2 separate regions of the Homo sapiens genome follow, and region 1 is linked to region 2. The links are chromatin contacts, found by Hi-C in ENCODE. All regions are on one chromosome and are shown on one strand. The core of a region is the stretch at or near the end of the contact, and the rest is flanking DNA. Distances in the headings are between cores, read along the strand shown. Region 1 holds the start of POLE4 (DNA polymerase epsilon 4, accessory subunit). Region 2 holds the start of ETAA1 (ETAA1 activator of ATR kinase).

Evidence for each region. A loop is a pair of places that touch in the nucleus more often than their neighbours do. Pooled maps may share reads with other maps.
Region 1: a loop to region 2 is called in a map of CD4-positive, alpha-beta memory T cell, with 13 times the contacts of the local background. The contact joins the promoter of POLE4 here to the promoter of ETAA1 in region 2. A Hi-C loop is called at or near these places in 2 of 168 maps with a recorded cell type or tissue (CD4-positive, alpha-beta memory T cell and naive thymus-derived CD4-positive, alpha-beta T cell) and 5 of 50 pooled maps.

The regions. Positions count from the first base shown.
Region 1 is chr2:74,956,371-74,960,291 of GRCh38, forward strand. It overlaps POLE4 (DNA polymerase epsilon 4, accessory subunit), which reads left to right and starts at 2,273. Exons shown (of 4, transcript NM_019896.4): 1 at 2,273-2,522; 2 at 2,971-3,055; 3 at 3,735-3,776. The coding sequence starts at 2,310. It overlaps LOC105374809 (a long non-coding RNA gene), which reads right to left and starts at 2,509. Exons shown (of 5, transcript NR_187884.1): 1 at 2,362-2,509. RefSeq lists enhancers at 1,859-2,359, 2,360-2,860 and silencers at 2,152-2,411, 2,482-2,721.
Region 2 is chr2:67,395,625-67,399,368 of GRCh38, forward strand. ETAA1 (ETAA1 activator of ATR kinase) reads left to right here and starts at 1,709. Exons shown (of 6, transcript NM_019002.4): 1 at 1,709-2,047; 2 at 3,545-3,673. The coding sequence starts at 1,825.

The DNA of each region.
Region 1 (3,921 bases), core at 1,023-3,522, 7.6 Mb after region 2:
ATTTTAGAGAGGCGGTGTGACCACTGTCTGACCATCACCTGATGATCTTCTGACATTCCTGGTGGAGCGTGGGGGCCCTATCCTGCCCTGTTCGTGTCTGACTAGCTACCCACTGTAACATCACCACTCTTCGCAGTGAGTCATGGAAACCAGAATTCCTCTTTCCCAACGCAGGTCATAGAAACTAGAATTCTCCTTCCTCCAAGCAAGTCGTAAAACCTAGAAAGGTTATTTTCTGCCTTCTCCCTTGAAGACCCTCATTCCAGAAGGGTCCTGCCCTAATACCAGAAGGAATGCTACACAGGGAGGCCAAGAAGAATATGAACAGACAGGCCTTGCTGGGTTTCCCCATTCAGTCTATTACCATTAGACTATTATCATTCCCTTTTTGTCCAATCCCATTTCTTTTTCTTTTTAAGACACAGGGTCTCTCTCTGTCGCCCAGGCTGGAGTGCAGTGGTGCAATCATTGCTCACTGTAACCTTGAACTCCTGGGCTCAAGCAACTCTCCCACCTCAGCCTCCCAAGTAGCTAGGACTATAGGATCACAATACCCAGCTAATTTGTGTGTGTGTGTGTGTGTGTGTGTGTGTGTGTGTGTGTGTGTGTAGAAATGGGGTCTCCATCTGTTGCCCAGGCTGGTCTCAAACTCCTGGGCTCAGGCGGTCCTCCTGCCTTGGCTTCCCAAAGTGTTGGGATTACAAGTGTGACCCACCGTACCAGGCCTCTAATCACATTTCTACACAGCGATCCCTTCTTCATATAACCTAAGCATAAAAATAGTTTCCTCTAGGTCTCATGGTCTGCATTTTTGGACTCTCATGTCATGTAAAACTTTGATTAGACTTGTTAGGCTTTTTGTGTGTGTTATAGGAGTGTCAGCTGTGACCCTTAAAATGGGTAAAGAAAGGTTTCACACCTTTCCACTCCTACACCAGTCAGAGTTTACTACATAATTTTGGAACTGAGTGATTTCAGATGTGTTTAATTCAGCTTCATCTTGGCTTCACCACATTCTGCCCTGTGTATGCGACTCAGTAACCACTCTGCACCTCAATTTTTTCAAATAAGGTTTGAAAAAGAAGGTTATAATATTTACCTCAATAGGGTATTGTGAAAATTACAGAAGTTATGATTTACATAAATCTAAAACACTTTGAATCATGCACATAGTAAATGTTTAAAGGTGTTCACTATTATTATGATTGACTTAGATTAAACCTATTTTAAATATTAACTGTTCCTCTACGCTATCAGACCTCCAAGTGTGGTGTGGGGATTCATGGGGGTGGGAATTTTCTGGAGACCCTTTTCAGGAGTCCATGAGGCCAAAATTATTTTCTTAATACTACTATGAGGTTGCCTTTTTCATTCACATTCTCTCAAGATGTAGTAGTTTTTTAAGAGCTACCTGAGAAGTGCTAACGTTAGCAACAGAAGCAGCTAGAGAATCCAGTTCTCACATGAAATCAGACATTAGAGACTTTTCTTACTAGATTTAAAAAAAATTACTTGTCATAAAAATGTTGTTTGTTAGCTGGTAACGCATTAGTAATTTTAAATCAATATTTTAAAACTTTAATTCTAATATAGTAAGTATTGATATAACTGACAGAAACAAAAGCTCCCTGGGCTCTTTAACAATCTTTAAGACCGTAAAGGGATCTTGAGGTCAAATTTGAGAACCAAAGCTGTGATGCAACCTCTTTTTGAACAAACGTGGATGCCTCACCACCACAATTTCATCTTTTCTAGCCTCCATGACTTTTTCTTGTTTCCTCTGGCTGGGCTGAATTTCTTCATTTCTGCCTGCCAAAAGCCCTACCCCTCCTTCAAGAGCATCTATAACTGGTTATCCTTGAATTTGGTCCAGATTTCGCTGCCTCCTTGGCACCCTCTTCCACGATGCTGGGCCCTCCAGGGCCGGGCCTCCCTCGGACACGTGCCCTCGTTAGCCTTGGAATATGCACACTCTGTTTTGACGGAGACTCTCTTGCGAGCCTGGTCTAGATTTCTCCCCTCACCAGCCAGGCACAGGCACCAATGGGAGGTGCCTGGGCTCCACAGGCCCGTCGGGGCCAGAGGGTCGCCGGTAGCGTCAACCAAGTGCACGACAGCCCACGGGTGGCTAGGCGCGTGGGAAGAGCCGGAGCCCGACCCCCGCCCACCCGGTTTCCTGGCAGCGCACTGCCGCGTAGGGGCGGAGCCGCGCGCCTACACAGGGTGTGGCCTCCAGCCCGCGCGGGAAAGGGCCTGCGCCGCATGCGCGCGCACAGTCGGCGGCCGCGCGCAGCACGCTCAAGGCCGGGATGGCGGCGGCGGCGGCGGCAGGAAGCGGGACGCCCCGAGAGGAGGAGGGACCTGCTGGGGAGGCAGCGGCCTCGCAGCCCCAGGCCCCAACGAGTGTGCCTGGGGCTCGTCTCTCGAGGTTGCCTCTGGCGCGAGTGAAGGCCTTGGTGAAGGCAGATCCCGACGTGACGCTAGCGGGACAGGAAGCCATCTTCATTCTGGCACGAGCCGCGGTGCGCCTGCAGCGCGAGGGCATGCGGGAGTGGGGGAGGTGGAGTGTGGGGCGGGGCCTCGGGGCCTCCCGCGGGCGGGGCTTAGGGCGGCGTGGCCCGGGTTTTGAGATGTGGGCGTGGACCCGGAAGGCGGAGGAAAGGGGCCGGGGACCTGTGCGAGTTTTGTTAACACTCCTCCCTCTTGTTGAGGACCTGGATAGTGAGTGACTTTAATTTGTATCTCCAGGGCCTCGTACAGAACTTGTAGGAGTCTTTAGTGAATGAGGGAGAATACTGGGAAGAGGGTAGCGGAATGGATCTTCATGAAGTCCAGGACAATCTTAGCTTCCAGAACATTTTCTTGCCCCGAGCCTTTCTTCTCCCTTTCTGCCCCCACCCACAAACCGGAGCCCTCACCTCCTCAGTGTGTTAGAACCCATTACTAAAACTTTGCTTTTTTACTTCACAGGAACTGTTTGTGGAGACCATTGCAAAAGATGCCTACTGTTGCGCTCAGCAGGGAAAAAGGAAAACCCTTCAGAGGAGAGACTTGGGTAGAGTGGCACTGCAGTGTCTGGGGACAGACAAGGGAGGGCTGGGCTGGTTTCCCCTTGTGCAGGTTGAGAAGACGTCACTCTGATCTGAGAGGTGCCACAGCGTCTCTCCCCAGGATGGTTTCTGTTGGCCACAGTGCCAGGAAGCCCTACCTGTAGAGGCTGTCTGCTTGGGGTGGCGGGGCAGTGTGTGAAGGTGTCTGGGGTTGCCGTAGCGGACTGGATCCCTTCATACCTTCTGCCAAATTGCACCAGAAAAAGATATTTCTTTTTCACCTAGCAACTGGGGATTTGATTTCTGACTCTTGTCTGGCTGGGAACCCTCACCTGGGTAAGATTTCGTATACCGTATTCTCATGCGCCCTGCGTCTATTGCCACGTTCTTCTCTGACAACTTTAAGAGCAAAGCGAATAAATAATTTAGGGGTAATTTAGGAGGCCCCCAACCCCCGCGTTGAATGGTATTTGCCTATGCTTTTCTTAACTCTTCTAGGGAGACAGCTAATATATATAAGAGTTGCTGGTAGAGTAGATATGGATCTCAAGGCAGCAAGGGACGCATCTTATAAATGCCCTCATTTGCCCAAAGCCTCATGCCCTTCACTGCAGATTGTGCTGTTTTCTGACTGAGGTCAGCATGGCTGAAGTTAGTCAGGTGTCTCTTTTCCTTGTGTTTCAGATAATGCAATAGAAGCTGTGGATGAATTTGCTTTTCTGGAAGGTGAGTTCCCTCTCAGTGGGCAATCATTTCCGCCTGTCTTTTGCATGTTGATGTGAAATTCAAAATCTCATAAAACGGATGCCTGCTTCTTGTTTGTGTAGGGATAATTCTCCGCACTTGCTATTAGGATAGAAAAAAGTAACTT
Region 2 (3,744 bases), core at 459-2,958:
GTGTAGTCACATTTATAATTATGCCTGGTGACCTTTGTTTTATTTCAAATGCGTTCTGTCATGAAGACAATTTATACCTTCTAAAATGTTATTTTATCTTCTACAATTAAATTTATAATGAATATATATGCACCTGATTTGGGGATAAAGTTTGAGGTAAAGGTCATGTTTCTTTCTTTTTCTACATGAACATCAAATAGACCAAGCACTATTTAATTTCAAAAGTCCTTTTACCATTGCTCAGAAGGGTCACCTTTGTCTTAAATCGTGTTCATTTATATGGAAGTCTGTTTCTGTGCTATCCTGTTTCTTTCATCTTTGTCTATCCTGACACCATCATAACACTGTCTTAATTACCATATAAGTCTTGATACCTGGTAGATATCAACCCTCATTATTCTTCGAGAGATCTTCAAGAGTTTATTGATATTTTTGGTCCCTTGCATTTTCATATAAATTTTAGAAAAAACTTACCATGTTACACACACACAGTCACACACTGGGCCTTCATATGTATTTATGTTGAATCTATAGGTCAGTTTGGAAATAGCTGACATTGTAACAATATTGAGTCTCACAACCCATGAACATAGTGTAACCATTTATTTAGGTCTTCGTTTTCTTTCAAAAAAAAAATTTTTTTTTTTTTTGAGACGGAGTCTTGCTCTGTTGCCCAGGCTGGAGTGCAGTGGCGCAATCTCGGCTCACTGCAACCTCCACCTCCCAGGTTCAAGCAATTCTCTGCCTCAGCTCCCAAGTAGCTGGGATTACAGGCACCCGCCACCACGCCTGGCTAATTTTTGTATGTATGTATGTATGTATGTATTTACTTATTTTACACGAAGTCCCCCTCTGTCGCCCAGGCTGGAATGCAGATGCGCGATCTCTGCTCACTGCAAGTGCAGTGGCGCAATCTCGGCTCATTGCAACCTCCGCCTCCCAGGTTCAAGCAATTCTCCTGCCTTGGCCTCCCCAGTAGCCGGGACTACAGGCACGCACCACCATGCCCGGCTAATTTTTTGTATTTTTAGTAGAGACGGGGTTTCACCATGCTGGTCAGGCTGGTCTTGAACTCCTGACCTCGTGATCCGCCTGCCTCGGCCTCCCAAAGTGCTGAGATTACAGGCTTGAGCCATGGCGCCCGGCCTCAAAAATGTTTTATAGTTCTCTTTGTAGGAAGGACAATCTTTAACTTATTCCTAGTTACTTGCTATCTCATGCACTATTATAAATAGTATCTCTTTAAAACTTCAATTTTATATCTGTTGCTAATCTATTGAAACACATTGATCTTTGAATATTGACTTTGTATCCAGCAACTCTTAAATTAATTTAGTAATTTTTTCTACTTTCTTTTGGATTTTTCTATGCACATAGCATCTATGAAAAATTAACTGTATTTCCTCTTCTTGAGAAATTCGAAGACTCTCAATAATCTGAATTTGACTAACGTGCAATTTTCGTTGTAAATTCAATAAAAAGTTGCTAGTGTATTCAATCTTTCCAACTCACAAGCTCCCACTCTCAGTTTACGCGGACCTGACTACTACCCGAACAACCCCCACCAGTCTGGAGGATTTTGAGCCTAGACACTCCTCCAGAGCAGGCTCCTGTCCCGGCTGCGGAAGTGCGCGCGCCCTCGGCACCTTAACAGTTCCGCCCCTCTCCCGGACCCAGCCAATCAGCGGCCGCCTCTTGCGCGCGCCCCACCGACCAAAATGGCGGCTGCCGTTGGTGCGGGGTGCGGTTTGTAGTGCTGTTGCCCTACTCATCCCTTTGCAAAATGTGAAAGAAGAAGCGGCTGGTGGAGGCGGGCCATAGGCAATGAGTCGGCGAAGGAAACATGATGACAGCCCTAGCCCGAAGAAAACGCCGCACAAAACAGTGGCGGCGGAGGAATGCGGCTCGGTGGTCGAGCCAGGGAGGAGGCGGCTGAGATCGGCCCGCGGTTCGTGGCCCTGCGGGGCTAGAGAGGGGCCTCCCGGGCCAGTGCGGCAGCGAGAGCAGCCTCCGACCGCCGCCCTGTGCAGTAAAAGTAACCCCGAGGGTGAGACGTCGGCAGCGCGGCCTGCCTTGGCTTCGGCGCCGCATCCCCACATCCCAGCTTGCAACAGGGAAATCTGGGGTGGGGGTGGAGTCTGGAGCGTGTATTCTGTCTCTGGGATTCACCCCTCGAGAGTCCAAAAATAATCCTATACCACTCCCCGATGGGCTTTTGTCCCCGAACTTCAGCACTACCCCGTTAGGTTTGACCATCCATTTGCCTCCGCCACAGGAATAGGTAATGTGGTTTACCTGTTTGCGGGAGGGCGGCTGCTTTCCAGGCTGCTCCTCCAGTCAGCAGCAGTGGTGGAGTGAGAAGAAACAGCTGATAGGCCCGCTAACCTCAGTTTTTGCCCGGAGAAGTTATTTCTCTTTAAACCCTTTTTTTCCCTGTGACCTGCTTTAGAGAAGAGTTCATAGGAAAAGTTAAAGTTTGTCTCAAAGCCTGGTAGATGTCTCACCTCATTGTGAATAAACCGGAAGTTCCTGTGTGTAACATCCCTCCAAATAAGATACTAAGGATCTCTTTCGTCTCGATTAGTTTTAGGTGTTACTTTTTAAAAGACTTCTAGTAAATCTTAGTTGGAACTGAAACTCATACAAAAGCCTTTATTCTGGAGCATGTTCTTGAAATAGTGCTTTTTTTTTTTTTTTTTTTTTTATACCTTACGTGTCTTTTTTCTTTTGGGAAAGAATCTCGCCCTGTCGCCCAGGCTGCAGTGCAGTAGCACAATCTCGGCTCACTGCAACCTCCGCCTCCCGGGTTCAAGCGATTCTCCTGCCTCAGCCTCCCAAGTAGCTGGGACTACAGGCGTGTGCCACCTCGCCCGGCTAATTTTTTGTATTTTTGGTAGAGACAGGGGTTTCACCGTGTTAGCCAGGATGGTCTCGATTTCCTGACCTCGTGATCCACCCGCCTCGGCCTCCCAAAGTGCTGGGATTACAGCCACCGCGCCCGGCCACCTTACATGTCTTTAATAATACTCCTATAAAGCAATTTGGGAATGAACAAAAATCTTTATAAAAATTTGAAAGTGATTCTAGACAAAAATTCCCAAGCATTGGATCACTAATGGTTTTTGAAGAATGGCAATTAATGTAGATTAGATAGAGTTGGTGAAAGGGGGCTAAACATATTTAGGTTTCTGTTGGGTTACTTTGGATTTTTGAATGTACCTATAAATTACAGATGGTTCCCCAAAGCCTCCAAGACTCAATGGTAATAAATAGAATGACTTAGGTTATACAGTATTGTATTATGCATTCATAAAGCTTCTGGATTATCTAGAAGTGTTTGCTATTTACAATGTGAAGTTTGCGAAGTGCCGCGTGGATTTTTATGTGAAACAAGCATTTCTGTTACGGTTCAGGTAATTATCTCTGGGAAAAAAAATTATCTTGGACTATAAAAGTTAGTCTCAGCTATTTGACCTTGGGGTCTTACGAAGTAAGGTAATGCTTTAAAATGCAACAATTGTTATTTTACTCATATTTTATATAGAAAGGTATGAAACACCAAAGAGAGCGCTGAAAATGGACTCACTGTCATCTTCCTTCAGTTCTCCTAATGATCCAGATGGACAGAATGATATCTTTTGGGATCAGAATTCTCCATTGACAAAGCAGTTAGGTAATTAATTATTAACATTTTTTATGTGAGTAAATATTTGATAAATGATTCAGATTTAACTAGAATTCTAG